Regions from separate parts of the Mus musculus genome. Here region 1 is linked to region 2. The links are chromatin loops, found by intact Hi-C in ENCODE. Cell type or tissue: left cerebral cortex. All regions are shown on one strand. Links, peaks and the distances in the headings refer to the core of each region. The heading gives the core; the rest is flanking DNA. Region 1 holds the start of Gm36063 (a long non-coding RNA gene). Region 2 overlaps Hunk (hormonally upregulated Neu-associated kinase).

The links. A loop is a pair of places that touch in the nucleus more often than their neighbours do. Peaks named below come from ENCODE experiments on the same cell type or tissue, not always from the same donor. Only the 100,000 strongest peaks of a DNase experiment are listed, where the experiment ranks them.
Region 1: it touches region 2 in a loop (2.3-fold over the local background); 2 of 42 quality-filtered maps call a loop at or near these places.

Annotation. Positions count from the first base shown.
Region 1 is chr16:90,621,149-90,629,685 of GRCm38, forward strand. It overlaps Gm36063 (a long non-coding RNA gene), which reads right to left and starts at 6,422. Exons shown (of 5, transcript XR_876234.2): 1 at 6,228-6,422. Gm36116 (a long non-coding RNA gene) reads left to right here and starts at 7,287. Exons shown (of 2, transcript XR_385040.4): 1 at 7,287-7,619; 2 at 7,715-8,206. In left cerebral cortex, for the core only: CTCF peaks have their summits at 948, 4,366 and 6,563 (motif pointing left); DNase peaks (open chromatin) are centred at 1,089, 3,018 and 8,058; H3K4me3 peaks cover 243 bases; H3K27ac peaks cover 3,535 bases.
Region 2 is chr16:90,490,324-90,498,860 of GRCm38, forward strand. It overlaps Hunk (hormonally upregulated Neu-associated kinase), which reads left to right. Exons shown (of 11, transcript NM_015755.2): 10 at 3,090-3,270; 11 at 5,767-8,537. The coding sequence ends at 6,425. Among named protein-coding and RNA genes, the nearest start is that of Gm35882, 14 kb to the right of the region's middle. In left cerebral cortex, for the core only: no CTCF peak of the experiment used is centred there; DNase peaks (open chromatin) are centred at 1,766, 5,062, 5,426 and 7,604; H3K27ac peaks cover 1,924 bases.

The DNA of each region.
Region 1 (8,537 bases), core at 345-8,344, 130 kb after region 2:
TAAGCCCTTCCACTGTCAGAACTTGAACATAGAAGAGGAAGGTGTCATTGGAAACCAGGACATCTTCCAGTCTCTGTCCCTTCTCCTTTCTCCCTCCTCCCCCTTCTCCACACCTTCCTTGTCAGCCATCTGATCTTGGGGCTCGATAAACCGTAAGCGTGTGCATGTGGTTGGGTGGATGGGTCACACATCCATCAGAGGCCTCTGGCTTTCTGTTCATAAGATCCCTTCAGACTGGATCACTTTTGATTTTTCTTCTCCAGTGCTCAGGATTTCTACCTTCCAAAAAAATATGCTCAGGCTACTAGAGCATGTTAGAAATATTTGACCTTTTGAGTTTCCATGGAGACCTCAAAGAACCTAATATCCCCAAGGGACTGAAGGGTTCCAATATCAAACATGGAGGGTCCCCAAAGAAAAATCTTCCAGCAGTAAGTTCAAGTTGGTCCACCTTGCCCAGAGTTGCTCCAACCACTAGAAAATTCTTGAAGCTCTCAAAGTGTAATCTCCAAAGGGATACAGGCCCTTGGCGATTGTAAGGGACCAGATGTCACAGGTGAACTACCAGAACCCCATTTACTGGAGGACTGTGCCTCTGGGGAGCTGGGAGTGGCTCACTTCATCAGAGCCAAACAGGAGATGTGGGCCAGCTCACTCCAGACTTTTCACAATTCAGCATTTTCCTGTTGCCTCGGGAATTCCTGGCAAGTTGGGGCTTTGTCCAGGACCTCCTTCTCTCCAGAGGTTGCCTGCATGCTGCAGCCTGCAGCCTGCAGAAAAGCTATCTAGAAGCTCCCCACTGAGGGGACGTCATCCAACGGTCATTTGGCTCTGTTTTCCCTAAGTCCTCACAGTGGGGACTGACAGTGTTCACTGTTCATATTTTACTGAGGAAAAAAAAAAAGTGCCCATCACCTCACTCCCAGAAAATCAAATGCTGCTTTCCCTGCTGGCGGAACAGCACGCTCTGACAATCCCCACTGAGCAGAGCCAGAGTGATTCATGCTCAGTATTTAGACGAAAGACCAACATATGCTGGGCACATGTGCGGGGAGTCGGCCATGTTGCCAAGCTGCGTCCTGAGAACGGCCCACTCAAAAGAAAGTTCCTTATTTCACCCTCTGCCCAAAACAGAAACTCATATCAGTTCTGCCACCTAAATAGAGCAGCCGTAGGCCTTGGCATTTTGGAAAGGCTGCTTGGAGGCACGGGACGCTCCTTTGAAATCAGACCACAGAAGGGCAAGTAGGATTTATAGAAACTGAATGAGCCCCATTACCTAAGAATAAAAGAACCCAGATTCTAAAAACACAGCAGCACTCTTTTCTAGCCGGGCCCCCGTGTTTTTGTGCCAATGGGATGCTGAGAAATCTGTGCCTTATAAAGATGTTTCTGTGGTCCTTGCCACAAAGAAACTGATTTCTAAGCATCGTTTAAAATAGCTGACAGCCCCTGGTACAGGGTACTCCATCTGAGAGGCACGGTCACAGAGAATGGGACCCAGAGGTTGGAGCTGGGTGGGTCTCTGGCTGTATTTGAAAGGCAGTTGAAGTGTTTACAGTCTTGAGGTAAGATGGCATTTGCAAGAAGCCTCCTTACTTCAAGACAAAGATGCTGAAACCAACACTTGTCCTGAGACACAGGAAGTTCACAAGAAACACATTCCAGTTGCTCCCTTGGGGGGTGGCCGTGGTCCCTCACATTCTCTTCATACTTAATTGGAGAAAATGAGGCGGAGATACAGCTCCGGGGTCTGAATTATGCAATTAAATATGAATCCTTGTTCAGTTCCTCTCCCCGACTCTCAGGCAAAAGCTTCGACAGTCTGTAGGAACAGACTGTTGTCAGGCAATCCTAATGGTCAGGTTGACTGGCGTCGCCTAGGTAACACCTGAGTCTAACACAGTGGAATGCACTGTGACCACCTGTCTTTGGCTCCTGCCATGCCAGCACCTCCTCTTGCAAGGACAGATTTCAGCCCTCAAACCTCCCCTTCCTTAAACTCTTTTTGTTGGTTTTTTTTGTCACAGCGATGAGAAAAGTAGCCATGCCCATGTCCTGTGCCAGTGGAAATGGACTTGGTTTCTGGGCAGAGGAGGTTTAGATACCAAGGGGACAGTGATGTTCCTCCCCCTGGACATTTCCACCACCCCCCCCCCCCCAAATCTTTCTACAGCTTTACAAAAATCCTCACACAAACCAGACCTCCTCTCCTATTAGTCAAGTCCAGGACTGGGTTCTCATAGTAAGTTCCACAGTACACACACACACACACACACACACACACACAGAGAGAGAGAGAGAGAGAGAGAGAGAGAGAGAGAGAGAGAGAGAGAGAGAAATGTGCACATAACCTAATTCCCAGAAGCCGTGAAACAGACCATGTTTGGAAAACTAGGCTTTACTAAACTAAGGCATCTGAGATGATAGGGGTTATTCTAGAGCATCTAGGTGAGCCCTAAACACCAGCATGGTATCCATTTAAGACATTTAATTAAGGAGATTTAGTACAAAGCAAGAGGAAAGGGGGGATGGGAGGGAAGTAGCCACAAATGCCAAGGAGAGCCAGCAGCCGCCAGCAGGTGAGGTACAAGATGCTGATGAGGCTCTGCTTGTATTCCTGGCCTGCAGGCCTCCGGGCATCTAATCATTCTTATCCTATCTGGATTCTGTTCCATGTGACTAGGAGTTAAACTGTACTCCATCCCAACCCTCCACACACAGGCACACAACCTCCTTTGGGAAACACACTGGAACTGTATCCAAACCATCCCAAAAATGTCCTGGGTTGAGCCAATCAATTAAGTTTCAAGATAAGACTTAGACTGTGACAGTCTTCGAGGCAACTGAGAGAAGTTTCGGAGAGGAGGAAAGGCTGGGAGGTGGACTTTGGAGCTTAAACGTCTGGCAAAGGAAACTCAGCAGCAGAGAGCGGACAGCTAGCAAGCATGCGTAACAGGGATGACGACATCGGGGAGTCTCCGCCCCTCTTCTGGACTTCCTGGATGATGGGCACCCTGTAGTGAAAGAGCCAAGACTCGTTTTCTGGAAAGGGATAAATGAACACATTTTTGGCTTCCCAGGCTACAGAGTCTCCACTGTTACTACCTAACTGTGTCTTTGGAACACAAACCCGGCCTTAGACGACACATAAATGAACACGTGTGGCTGCGTTCCAGGAAAACTTAATTTACAAAAGCCGGCAGCGTGCCAGATGTAGCTCTTGGGAGCAGTGTGTTGACCCTTACTTTAGAATAATGCTTCTGGCGTCTCCCTCCTTTATGCTTCCCAAGGGGCCCATTAGGGCTGATGGGTGTGCTCTGCTGGAGAACTCAGGCCATTCTTCTCTGGGTTCTGCCTGCGTGTAGAGAGCCGCACCACACTGAAGTCATGGTGAGGCCAAAAGCTCTTTAGTGCAGTCAGTCACAGGTCTGGGAGCGAGCTTCCTTCAGAGCTGCAGTATCAGCAGGGCCACTCGGCTAAGAGGGTGACGTAACCATGGACAAGTTCGTCAAAATAAAAGAGCTGGGGGTTCCATCTACATGGTCCTTAGTATTCTACTCAGTTACTCTGAGCTCAGGATGGGGGATACAGCATATTGACCTCCTTCCTGGTCCCCCACAATGGTGGAAAGGGGGTGGGGGGATACTGTTCAGTTGAGATGCACTTTTGGTTGGATCCCAGTGTCTGTAATTTGCCACTCTTTTAGGAGGCCTGGGAAATACCAGGCATCAGTCAGGAACATCTCTTCTCTGCCAGATGAAAACACATGATGCCCGTGGGTAAGGCCCACTGCAGCCCATCCAACTACGATGGATTTGGGAAGTACAGTTGGGAAGAGATGCGCTTGGAGAGTCAACCTTGATGACTGTGGACGCTCTCTAGGGAGAGGCAGGGACTAAGTTTACTGTCATCCAGCCTCATTTTCAGAGGCTCACTCTCCCCATACCACAACATTAGATTCTTAGCAATTGCTCATAGTACTTGATGATTGATGCTGCTGCTGCTGTTGCTGCTGCTGCTGTTGCTGTTGCTGCTGCTGTGGTTATGGTGTTGTTGTTGTTGTTGTTGTTGGTGGTGGTGGTGGTGGTGGTGGTGGTGGTGGTGGTGGTGGTGATAATAATAATAATCGCCATCATTATCAACTGCAACAGCACCAGTAACAGCAGTAGTAGACAATGCAACATGCAAAGAAGGCAGCAATCAAAGTCACCTTAATCTTCCCCCGGGGATCATTGTTAGGTTTGGCATGTGTAACAGCTAGTCTTGTCAGCTCGATGGAGACAAACCTGTGGATGTCTGTGAGGGTGTTTTCAGAGCCAGTTCACCGGAAGAAAAACAAAAAACCCCACCCTGGATGAAGATGACATCACTCCACCGACAGGGGTCCTGGACTGCTTGAGAATGCAAAGTAGAGTGCCAGCATCTGGCCCTCTGGTGACACTGTGGATGCTGCCTCCAGCTCCTGCCCCCATGCCTTTCCCATTGTGATGGGCTGAGTCCTCACACTGCCCGCCAAAATAAACCCTCCCCGTTGAAGCTGTTTCTGCCAGGCATTTTGTCACAGCGAAGGGAAAAGGAACGCGCTCAGCACGTAGATGCAACGTGAGATCACAACGTCCACGCTGATTTGGAAGGGGCCTTTTTTGGCATTTAAACGATAACAAATGACATTGCCCGTCCCAGAGCAGAGCCCAGATCCTGATTTTTATTAATGACACACTTCATTTACTTGCTCCTCGATGGTTGGCTGTTGGACTCTTCCTGGGTTTCCCTCCACCCCACCCCACCCCCAGTACAATGCAAACAATACTGCAGCTAGCACTGTAGCTATTCAGGAAAGCACACCCTTAATTATTTACTTTAGCTAAAGTTCAAGAAGACAAGTATGACCGTAAATGGACTGAAAAAAAAAACTTTCAGAAAGTCTCATGTTCCACATCCTCCTATGGGGACCTTGACTTGGAGCCAGTGGATCCAAGTGAGAAGAGCAGCTTTGAGTTGTGCTTAGACAATTCCTGAATCAGCTGCTAGTACAGTCTGAAGACCTCTAAACACCCCAGGAGCCATAGTAACGTGTGATCTTTGCCTGGACCCCATCTGTCCTAGGTTCTGACGATGCTGGATGGAGATATCAACAACACAGAAACAACGGAGGTCTACCTGGATTCTAACCACTTAGAAGATAAGCAGAGAATATTCAAATACTGCTCCCCTGCACTGTGAAAGGTGGGGGGGATCCTGTCTCGCTCCCTCTTTCCTACATGTGTCTAACTCTGTAATTAGATCTTGGTCGAGTTCCCACGTGCTTTCTCTGAAAGGCCTCTCAGCTATTCAGAGTTTGGAGAAACAGGGGCCCGAGGAGAGGGGCTGAACCCTGGCTCAGCCTCCCAGAAAAAAAAAAAAAAAAAAAAAAAAGACTCCATGGTTCCCTACTAGATCCAACTAAGCAGACCAGCAAAAGGCTGGGAGCTCGGCCAGGATGATGGAGGCCCTTCACTCATCCTCCCTGTGACTCTTCAAACCCAAGTAGAAGAAGCTAGTGAAGAGCAGCCACAAAGCAGAGCACAGAGCTCCCTGACAACGGGCCAATTCCTCAATTCACCCCAAGACCCTGCGTAGTCGAAGATGGTCCTACACAGGTTCTCAGCCCCAGTGTTCATCTGGGTCACAGAGAACAGATTTAATCTTTAATCCCAAAGATTCTGAATTCAAACATCTAGGATGGAACCCCCAACTACAGAAAGATTTAAACTAGTTAATTATTGTGTCATCTATTTAGGTGACCGACAGATCACGGTGTAAAAGGATTGTGAACTTTATAAAGAACTGGTCAATCCCGGGCATCGTACCACAAACACTTATCATCTCAGCACCTTAGGGGGTGAAGGCATGAGGTTCACAAGTTCAAAGCCAGACTTGGCTACATATTGAGGTTAAGGCCAGCCTAGACTACATGACACTCTGTTTCAAAAGCCGCGAAGAAAAGAAAAGCCTAATACATCCTGGATAACGAGAGTGAGGATGCATTACATTGGGGTTGTTAGATGTTTGCTGCCAAACCTAATGGCCTGAGTTCGATTCCCAGGACCCACATATGGGAGGTGAGAACTGAGTCTTTTGAAAGTTGTCTTCTCATTTCTACAAATGTACCTGGGCACATTCATATCCCTACACATACAAGCAAACAAATAAACAACTGTATTTCAAAGAGAAATGTAACATACCTTTTACAAGATGGTTGAGCAGCAGGTATTCAAAGGATTATAAGTCAACAATGACTCGTCTAATCCAGAAAATTCTTCAGGACGTGCCCAGAGATTTTTCTCCTAGTGATCCTAGATACGGTCAAGTTGATCACATAAACCCTTATTTTGTACTCACTACAACATTAAAAAAAATCGTTGTTCTATGGGCTGGAGAGATGGTCCAGTGGTTAAGAGTGGTGGCTGCTCTTCCAGAGGTCCTGAGTTCAATTCCCAGCCACACAGTGGCTCACAGCCATCTGTAATGGGATCTGATGCCCTCTTCTGGTGTGTCTGAAGACAGCGTCAATGTATTCAAATATATAAAAATAAGTAAATCTTTAAAAAAACAAACAAACCCCACCCCACACAGGGTGTCAGGCAACTGAAGTATTCAATCTTTAAGTATTTAGTCTATCTCTTTTTGGAGTCTTTTTATTTTGTCTAAGGACAAGTTTTTTATTTTATGGTAAGATCATTGATAACAGAGGTAGAGAGATTTATGGAATCAGAAAACTGATGTTGGGCAAACCGTTGTGACAAGAGGACTTCCTCGTCAGACAGGAGCTAAAATTTGATGAAGGGTTTCTGAATGGTAACACCAGACAACACTCCACAATAACCTGACATAGAAGACCAGTAGGAGAGTGACACCATCGTGTAGAAAGGACCTAGGAAGAACTTACTCTCAACACATGGAATGCATTTTGTATGATGCCATCGTGCAGCTGGTGGTCAAATACACAGAACAACATTTGTTTGAAAAAAAAAAAACTAGTTACGTCTAGTGAATGATGGTGGAAGCAGGTCTAGTGGGCAGAACAAAGACAATTATAAATGACTTGACATCCAGGTTGGTTAAATCTACGGGTATAGAAGTCACAGACACAGAAAGTTGTCTGTATTTACTTTGAAGAAGACAAAAGATAAGAGCTAGACCTAACTACCTGCTCCAGAGCTCAGAATTCCATTCATACAGGCTTATAGAGGCTAGACCTGACTATCTGCTCCAGAGATCAGGATCCCATTCATACGGGGCTTTATGCAAGTGATTTAAGGATGGAATGGCTGTTTAGCTTTATCATTCCTTCCTGGTCTGCTGTCAGATTGGGGGTTCTAGATCTGCGTTGTATTGTGATGATCTCCCTGGAGGGAACGGACTCTGTTATTATCGTGACTTGTTGGTGGGAGCCAGGCCTTCCCAGGTCTAAGGAATCCTGCTTTCCTCCACTGTCCCGTTTGTCCAGCGTGATTGGCCAATGGGGAGAACAAATGATTCCAAGGGATGCTTCGAGCTTTCCATTCTCTCCTGCTAGCACAGGCTGATCTCTTTGAGTGACTTACCAGGAAGCTGGGACAGTGCCAGACAGGGCTGTAAGTCAGGTCTGGGAACCCGGGCTTATGAGGACCTCTGCAAAGCTGAGGGGGAATCAGTGGGCCTGTGGCAATTTAGGTCCTTTCTTCCTAAGGTCTTATGGTTACATGAGCCTGTCTCTGGGCTTTTATAATTCATCTTCTTCTTGGAGTTTCCCCGCTTGGAACACGGCTTCGCCCCCTTCCTCCTTGATTAACGATGTGCTGGATGGAGAACATGGATGAACCGGGAGGCCTGAGCTGAGGAGGCCTCCAGCAAACAATCGTCCTTTGAATGTGTGGCTGTTCGGCCTGCCCAGATCCGTCTGCTTTGTGCATTTTGGTTCGTGTATTAGAGTTTCTTAAAATAGGACTCACCACCGAAGCTCACCCGGGCTCCGAGATAAAGCCTTGAGCTGGTCTGCAGGGAGCAGCGTGAGCCAACCAGCTGCGGTGATGACGGGCCACAGCCTCATGCTGGGCTCTAAATCATGGTTAAAACCCCAGAGCTAAAAGCATCACCCCTCTCTGGCACTTTCCATTTAAAAGCCATGCTATATTTTTGTTTCCAATTACAGGAGGAGAAAAATAAAAGCATCTGGAATGTGTTACTGTCCCTTTCTTCCACGCCGGAACTCGCAGAAAGGAAAATAAGCCGCCTCTGAACAGCACGGCGCGCCGGAAGCGAGGAGCCCAGAACTCAGCCCCTACGGCCCCAGGCCACCCCCCTGTGCAACTTTGCAGCCCTGCAGCCCCAGCTCATACCTTATGCAACTCTGCAGCCCCAGCCCACCCCTCTGTGCAGCCCTGCAGCCCCAGCAACACCACCCCTGTGCAAATCTGCAGTCCCAGCCCAGCTCCTCTGTGCAGCCCTGCAGCCCCAGCAACACCACCCCTGCGCAAATCTGCAGTCCCAGCCCAGCTCCTCTGTGCAGCTCT
Region 2 (8,537 bases), core at 446-8,445:
CTGAAGTGAGACTGGCCCTAGAGCTTTCATAACCTGATTCTTAAACCATGGAAACCCCCAAAGGGGACTGGAAAGGAGCCACAGTAGTCTCCCACAGCTGCTGGCTGCCCACCTGTGCCTGGGGTACAGAGCGGTCTGAAGGAGCCTTTGCTGCTCGCTCTCTCCCTCTCCCTCTCTCCCTCTCCCTCTCCCTCTCCCTCTCTCCCTCTCCCTCTCCCTCTCCCTCTCCCTCTCCCTCTCCTCCTCCCCCTCCCCCTTCCTCTCCCTCTCCCTCTCATGTTCTAAAATGGGGTGAATGCAATTTGATCTTTTTTTTTATCAAGTTTTATTTTAAAGTGCATTGCAACAGTGTATCTCATCAGGTTTATTTTTCTCCCCCCCCCCTTGAGGTAGGAACGGATAGAAATGGTGACTTTGCAGATGAACAGAAAGAGTAAAAAAGAAAAAGTAAAAAGAACGGAAGAAGTTCCTTTAGACTTTTCAGGGCAAACCTATCATACCCTCTTTCAAGCTCCATAGAGGTCTGTAGGTGTGTGTGTGTGTGTGTGTGTGTGTGTGTGTGTGTGTCTATCTGCCCATCTGTGTTTGTGTGTGCTGCCTGTGTATCTGCTTGGGTCTATATGTGTCTATCTGTGTGTGTATCTAAGTGGCTCTGTCTGTCTGTGTATGTGTGTGTGTTCTGTTTGTGTGTTGTTCTATTTGTGTCTATATGCATTCACATGGCTCTGTGTGTATGTGTGTCTGTCCATCTGTCTGTCTGTCTGTGCATTTGCTATAAAAGCTTGTTCTCCTTTGCTTTAGAAAAGGTAGAATGTGGACCATTTGTGTTTCATAGAAACAGAGGGGCAGAGAGCAGTAGAGACCTGTGATTATCTCCTGCCTGCCTTCCCATGGTCACTTGGAACACACCTTGTAGCAATCTGGATGTCTTGGTGCATTTTCTGTTAACAGTAGAATGCCCGAGACCAGATAATTTATGAACAACAGAGGTTCATTTCTTACATTTCTGGATGCCAGTGTCTGCAGAGGGAGGGCCTTCTCGCTGCATCACAGTGTGGTGGAAGGGACCGTGTGTTTGGAAGTACAGCGGAGAGTCTTTTATTGGGAGGCTGCTCCTACAGTAACCAAGTCTCTTCCAGCTGCCACCACCTGACCCTATCCTAGGCCATGTGGAGTTCATAGTACCGATGAGGGCTGTGAATCACTGAGTTTTCAGTCAGTTCAGGAGGAGTCCCTGGACCATCCCAGGCTCGTCCCTCATCACAGGCTTCCTGTGACCTTAGTAATGGCAGCGGCGGCGGCTGAGGAAGGAGCCTGTAGTATCTATGTGAGCCGCTCTCCTTACTTCTCACCCCCTCACTGGTTAAGGGTTATCTCTCCCCGGTGTTTCTATCCCTGGGAGTGGCACTGAGGACCCCACATCCTCACTTCCTGTCTCTGCACAACGAGCTCTCTGCAAAGGAACCGGGCATCCTTGTCGGGAAGGGCACGTTGGTGAAAGTGCCAAGGGCCACTTCCTCGCAAAGCTCGTCAGCACATAAATGAAACATTGATGAGCTCCCTCAAATTAAAAATACTGTTCAGCTTAAAGGGGGAAAAATGTAGAAAGCTGCCTTCCCCTCACCCAGGGCAAGATCAGGGATGCCTTGCCCAGGTTTAACAGTAAATACGAGTGTCGTCATCAGGGCCAGAGAAAGGATTTCTCCTTCTGCAGTTGCTTAGTGGCTCCACTGTTCCCAGAAACTTGAACTCAATTAATTTTAATCAGTTCAGTTTCCACTGACCCTTTCTCCCTCCCGGTTGCTGCTTATAATGCTGGGTCTAAGTGCCTGGCTCAATGCCAGAGACTGTGGGGCTGAAGGCAAATCAAACAGTCGAGTCCACTCCCATTAGAGGGATTAGGATCTGGTTCTGTAGAGATAAAATCTACAGCTCAAAAAAATGGCAATATCCAGGCGGGTTTTAGGTCTGTACATAAGTGCTCCCATGCTTAGACTATAGTGAGGGTTAGGAACTCACCAGGACTTCTCTGGCTCTTTAGTGTTTAGACTAAACATGCTGGGTCTCCTGTTAAATGAAAGCAGCCATCTCTGTGTTTGCCAAGTCTCTGATGCAGTTAGCATCTCAGGGTACCACTTGGTGATGTATATGTATGTATATATGTATGTATGCATGTATGGATGGATGGATGGACGGATTGATGGAAGGATGGAGGGATGGATTTAGTATTTTGAGACATGGTTTATTTGGAATTTTTCACTGTTGTGCTATCCATATGAAAAAACAACTTATAGGATAAATTATTTTGCTTCTGATTTCAGAGTTTTCAGACCATAGGGGTCAGGGCAGAGCAGAGCTGGTCATATCATAGCGGATGGAAGCAAATAGATATTAGGAAAGAGGCCAAAGCAAAATATAACTGCAAATAACACACACTCAGTGGCCTTTCTCTCAACCAAGCCCTGCCTCCCTAAATTTCACCTCTTCCCTAACCATCCTTTCCAGTTTTGAGACCATCAACTGATACATAGATAAGATCAGGATTTGCCCTCATAGACACCCCCAGGAGCAGGCTCTGTAAAGCCCCTACACGTTGCTCAATCCAATCAAGTTGAAGGTTACGATTAACCCCAGCCAGGTCTCACTATGTAGGTCAGGCTGGCCTTGAACTTGAAATCCTCCTTGCTCAGCCTCAGAATAACGAAATCATAGGTCTGCACGACCATGCTTAACCATGGCAATACTTCAAAGCACACAGTAGGTCTTTAAAACTCTGGCTTTTTTGCTCCTTAGTTCCTTCAGATTTTTCCAGAATACTTGATCACATAGCGTGGCCTTGGCCACTCTGGAACATATTGACACAGTGCAGTGTAAGTGAGCTAGAGAGAGGTTCACTTGCTCCCAGGCAGAGGGAGTTGGCTCTCTGGAGCACTGGCTAGACCTCAGACTTCTCCTCAGTCCACACACGGGTAAGCATACAACATTTAAAAGATGAGTTCCTCTCATCTCTTCGGGTGACTTTTTCAGAGATGAAGCCTCGAGTGTATTCTTGTGGGTGTCTGACTAGGTGTGTTCGCTTTGTTTCGAAGGATAAAAAGCCCAAAGAACAAGAAAAAAGAGGTGATTTTCTCCACCGTCCGTTTTCCAAGAAGTTGGACAAGAATCTGCCTTCTCACAAACAGCCATCGCCCTCGCTGATCACACAGCTCCAGAGTACCAAAGCCCTGCTCAAAGACAGGAAGGCCTCCAAGTCAGGCTTCCCCGACAAAGGTAGGTCAACTCCATTGTCCTGCTCAGCTCACTGTGTGCGGGTGGCTGTGTGGGCTCAGAACAGAGGCGACTGTGCCGCTGGAAAGGGCCCATCGGTACATCCAAGGCCAAGGGACTCAGACCAAGCAGCGGGGTGGATCACCTGTGCAGGGTTGGAGAAGACAGAGATGGGTGTGCGCAGTATGATGAAAACAGAGATGGGGTGCATAGCACTGCAGGTACACGGTGTAAAAGGAGCAGACACAGAGATATGGCAGCGGGTCATCAGGGTGCTCGGGACTGTGGAAGAAGACTTGAGATATAAAGAACTGTAGAGGCAGAAATCAGACCAGAAATTAGTGTTGTAGGAGCCGAGGCTGGGGTACATGGTACTATAGGGACTGTCATCAGATAGATAGTTGTGGTATGAGAGTCTGCAGGTCCAGAGCATGTAGGGGCAGAAGTCTGCATGCATGGCATTGTGGGACTGGAGGCCAGGGCATAAGGTATCACAGAAGGTTGGGGTGTAAGAATAGAGGGAGATGTGCAGCCTCAGAGACTGGCACACACCACATTCTGGGCTAGGATGAGTACCTGAGATTGCATGAACCAATGGGATAGATTGATGAGAGCAGGAGGTGGAGGCAAAATCGGGTGCTGGGATGTAGACTTATTGGAAACATGGCCCCATGAGACATTCAAGTGTGACTGTGTCTGGGTTCTGGAGTGGTGGTGGGATTCCCCGAGCCAAGTTCAAGTCCCAGTTCTGCTGGTTGGTTGTGGGCCAGAGGTCTTCCTTTGAGTCCCTTAGTTGTAATAGCCACTGGCTGTTAGAGCTACTATAAATAAACTCACTGTGTCCAATTCAGAATCTATTCCATTGTTGATAACTGATACGTGTGATCATCCCTGGATGGCACAGGTTTGAGATTCGTGAGAGAAATCCCCCCCCCTCACTGGGAGGGAGACTGGGGGTGTCCTAACATGGAATCTTGAGACAAGAGTGTTCTCTTTATATAGGTGGGTTGCTGAGGTTTTATTATTTATTTATAGAGGTCAAAGCACAGACTTTGAGGCTCAGGGAGGGGAGTGGTCATCTGAGGTCAACTCAGACTTGTTGCTCTGCTTAGTGGGACTCTGGGGTGGCAGCTCCTAGCCCTCCATTTCCCAGAGCCCGGCCGGTCTTGGTGCACAGAACATAGCACTAGGAAGGGAAGCCATGCTTGTGCACCAGCCGGATCACTGACAAGATTAGCCATTAATGAAATCCTACATCTTCCTGCTGTCACGTACCAGGCATCTGCTGCCTGAGGAGATTTATTTCCGTGTCTGAGTATTTATTTACGTGGGGAAGGAAGATTCTCCGAGCCCTTGGCTGCTCCTGAAGCCACTCGCACTGGGCAGCAGCTTGCTCCTGCAGCTGGGCTTTAAAACGTTACTCAGTGAAAAGACCCTGAGGTGGATGGAGCTGATTCTTTATCAGCTTGGTGCTCTTTCCCCCAAGGGTCGAGCCTCTGGGCGGGGGGAGGGGGGGGGACGGGGGGGACGGGGGGTTGCCCTCTCTTTCCTGGGACAGTTTACAAACCCAGATGCTGGTCAATGCCAACTCGAGATGGGAAGTCTGGCCGCTGGCTAGTTGCCTTTGCCTCACAGTTCTGTTTGAAGTTGCCGAGGCTGCCTTGATTTTAAAGCCACAAGGGAGGCTTGAAAAAAGGAGGGGCACCTACAGCCTGGATGATCCTGGAAGGTTTTGCGCTAAGGGGAAAGAGCCAGTCTTCAAAGTTCAGCTATCCTATGAGACTATGTGTGTTCCTGCAATGGCCAAGTTCAGGGAGCTGCAGGTGGAATGGGGTTGTCAGAGTGTAGGGAAACAAGACAGAATGGATGAGTCTTCAATGGCAGCATTATTTCTGCAGGATAAAATAGCTGTGTGTCTTTGCCAAACTGTTGAGTGAAAGAAATTGAGCTGGTAAACTTTCTGTTACATATATATATATATATATATATATATATATATATATATATATATTTTTTTTTTTTTTTTTTTTTTTTTTTACCATGGCAAACTTGTAAGAAAGTATCTGAGAGGACCCAAGTCTTTCCATAGTTAGCAGTTGGAAGGAAGATCAGATATGTGGGTGTTCAGTAAGCCAGACTCTGTGGACGTTTTAGCTTTTAGTGGATGTTCTGTTGAGCAGCAAACCTCTGTTCAAAAGCCTCTGGGATTTTCAGTTACCAAAATAGAGTGGCTGTTGAATTGGGTTAGCCTGGTGCCTCCTATACCCTAGAAAGACTTGTGGGGTTCTGTGGGGCCTCAGATGTTCTGGCTGATTCTTCCTCTAACTAGACTAGGGTGTTTGCTTCCTCCTGCTTGCATTAGTTTGCTTGTCTCAGTTAAGCTGGTGGCTGGGGGTGGTGGCTGGGGGTGGGGGGTGGTGGTTGGGAGGGCATGAACACAATGGCTGTGTGTGCTCTTTCTGAACCTATTTTTCATGGTCTTGTTTCCTTGGTATGTAGATTCCTTCGTCTGCCGCAATCTTTTCCGAAAAACCTCTGATTCCAATTGTGTGGCTTCTTCTTCCATGGAATTCATCCCTGTCCCACCTCCCAGGACACCAAGGATTGTAAAGAAACTAGAGCCACACCAACCAGGGCCGGGAAGTGCCAGCATCCTCCCCAAGGAAGAGCCCCTGCTGCTGGATATGGTACGCTCCTTTGAGTCTGTGGATCGAGAGGACCACATAGAACTGCTGTCCCCTTCTCACCATTATAGGATCCTGAGCTCGCCTGTGAGCCTGGCTCGTAGGAATTCTAGTGAGAGGACACTCTCCCAGGGGCTGCTGTCCGGAAGTACCTCACCTCTCCAAACTCCACTGCATTCCACGCTGGTCTCTTTTGCCCACGAAGAAAAGAACAGCCCCCCGAAAGAGGAGGGTGTGTGTTCACCGCCTCCCGTTCCCAGTAATGGCCTCCTGCAGCCTCTGGGGAGCCCCAACTGTGTGAAGAGCAGGGGACGGTTCCCCATGATGGGCATCGGACAGATGCTGAGGAAGCGGCACCAGAGCCTGCAGCCTTCCTCAGAGAGGTCCCTGGACGCCAGCATGTCCCCTCTGCAGCCCACAGCCCCCTCCAGCCTCTCCTTTGACATGGCCGACGGTGTCAAGGGCCAGTGTTAACCTGGGATGGCAAGATTCTGGGTCTCTGTGAGGACAGCCACGGAACAGGGCTCCACACAGGCAGGCACCAGGGCATGGGTGAACAACCTCACGGGAGCATCCTTTATTCTTTTATACCTGCCACACAAAGTCCCACGCTTGTATCAGCTGAAGTCCACAGACTCAAAGTCCACACACTTACTTAGGGACCCTCTGAGACGCTGCGACTAGGGGGAGGGGGAGGGGGCGAACTGTGGGAATCACACCTTCCAGCCTGAGATTTTCTTTGCTATATCACCAATCACTGAGCCCTCTCCAGGATCCCCCCAGTGGGCTCAGAGCTAAAAACCACACCTCCATCTGCTGGGCCAATCAGATTTCCAGACTGGTACCAGGTTGTCCCTCCCCTCCGCTCTGTGTGTCTCTCACAGTTCTGTAACTGACCGTCAGTGGTCAGTTACAGTCTCACGCGGACGTGCCACTCGCTGGTAAGGACGTTCACCCAACCTAGGGATCCCTCTACAGAGGGAAGCAACCCCCCTTTCCCTAACAGTGAGTCCCCACAGAGTGCTGAGTCACAGTGCTGGACCGGGAGGAAGATGGGATGGCGCCTCAGACAGAGATGGAACCCAGCAGAGAGAACCCAGGAGGAAGACGAAGACTCATTAAACGCTCATTCCTGTGCAACGTTTTGACAGGTTTTTCTTTCCTCTCTTTCTTTTTCCCCTGACCTTTTCTTTTTGGGTTGAAATTTGCTGAGGATTGAACGAACTTGTCCAAAGAGATCTTTCTTTATATGAAGTCATTAATTAAATTTTTTTTTTTTTTTAAAGACAGGGTCTCATTAAGTAGCCCAAGCTGGCTTCAAACTCATGATCCTCCTGCCTCAGTCTCCAAAGTGCTGAGATTACAAGTATATATCCGTGTCTGGCTCAAAATAGCAATTCAAAAACAAAAACTAGTTGGCCAGATGAAAAGTAGTTTTACCAAATTCACGTGTTTTTGTTTTTCTGAGAGGCTGCAGCTCAGATGGCCGAAAGGCTGGCTTGGGTGGCAACAGGAGGACCACAGTGGCCTGCCTGCCTAAGGGATAGTAGCCTAGCCATCCTGTGTTTATACCGTGGCAACAGCAGAAGGCATAGAACTTAGCTCCAGATGGCTCTGGAGAGAGAGAAAGGATTCTTAAAGCAGAGTTGAGACAGCAAGAAGCAGGGAATTCGCTGTGTCATGCTGTTCTGCCGTGGTTAGAACTTAGCTGTTCTGCTGGGAGCTAGGAGCAGGCTTGCCGCCCCCTGGGAACACGCTCACAAGACGGTTCGTCCCCAAAGGAAACAGTGCCCCCCAAACAGGCTTTCAGTCCATGCTGTAATCTGCACCTTCCCCTCCAGGATTGAACCAAAGATGCATTTCCGGTTTTGTGACTGTGCCACTCTGTGTGTCTCTTGTGGAACCTGGTGTTGTCTGATCCTGTCCGGCTGGCGCTGGATGGAGGACTGTCTCTGTGTGCATCGTGGGCCCTGGTACTTAGCAGAGGACAAAGGGCACTGTTGTCAGGAGGGGAAGACTTGGCACGGGCTGGACCACAGTTAGTTTAGAAGTTATGGAACAGCTCAGAATCTTCTGGCCTTTGACTATTTCAGATGGGGTCAGAGACCAGAGCTGTAGCCAGGAAGCCAGGTTCATCATCTTGGTCCATCGATTCTAAAGTGGGCAAATTTCTGTGACGTCACAAAGCCGGCCTTTGCCAGTGAGGGCTGAGACACAGTACAACTGCCTCTCATTTACTGGTGGCGGGCGGCTTCCTTTGGCCTCTCAGAGCTCTGACTGAACTAGAAGAGAACACGGATTTGGCTGACCCTGGAAGAAAGCTGCTCTAGTCCTGGCTGAATTTGGTAAGACCTGGACTACTTAAACTTTAGGGAGGGACTGACTCCCTCCCGAGGACCCATTACAGGAGGAGGCCAGGCTTTTCTCCCAGAGCTGATGGTGTTCTTCATTCAGCATGGCTTCCGTTCAGCTCCCAGGACTTGACACTGAAAATAGAACTCTTTAAGCAGAGAGAAGAGGAGAGCCATCCACAGACGCTCTCCGTATTTGATGTGACGTGTTTGAGCTTTGACGGGTGAAGAGTCC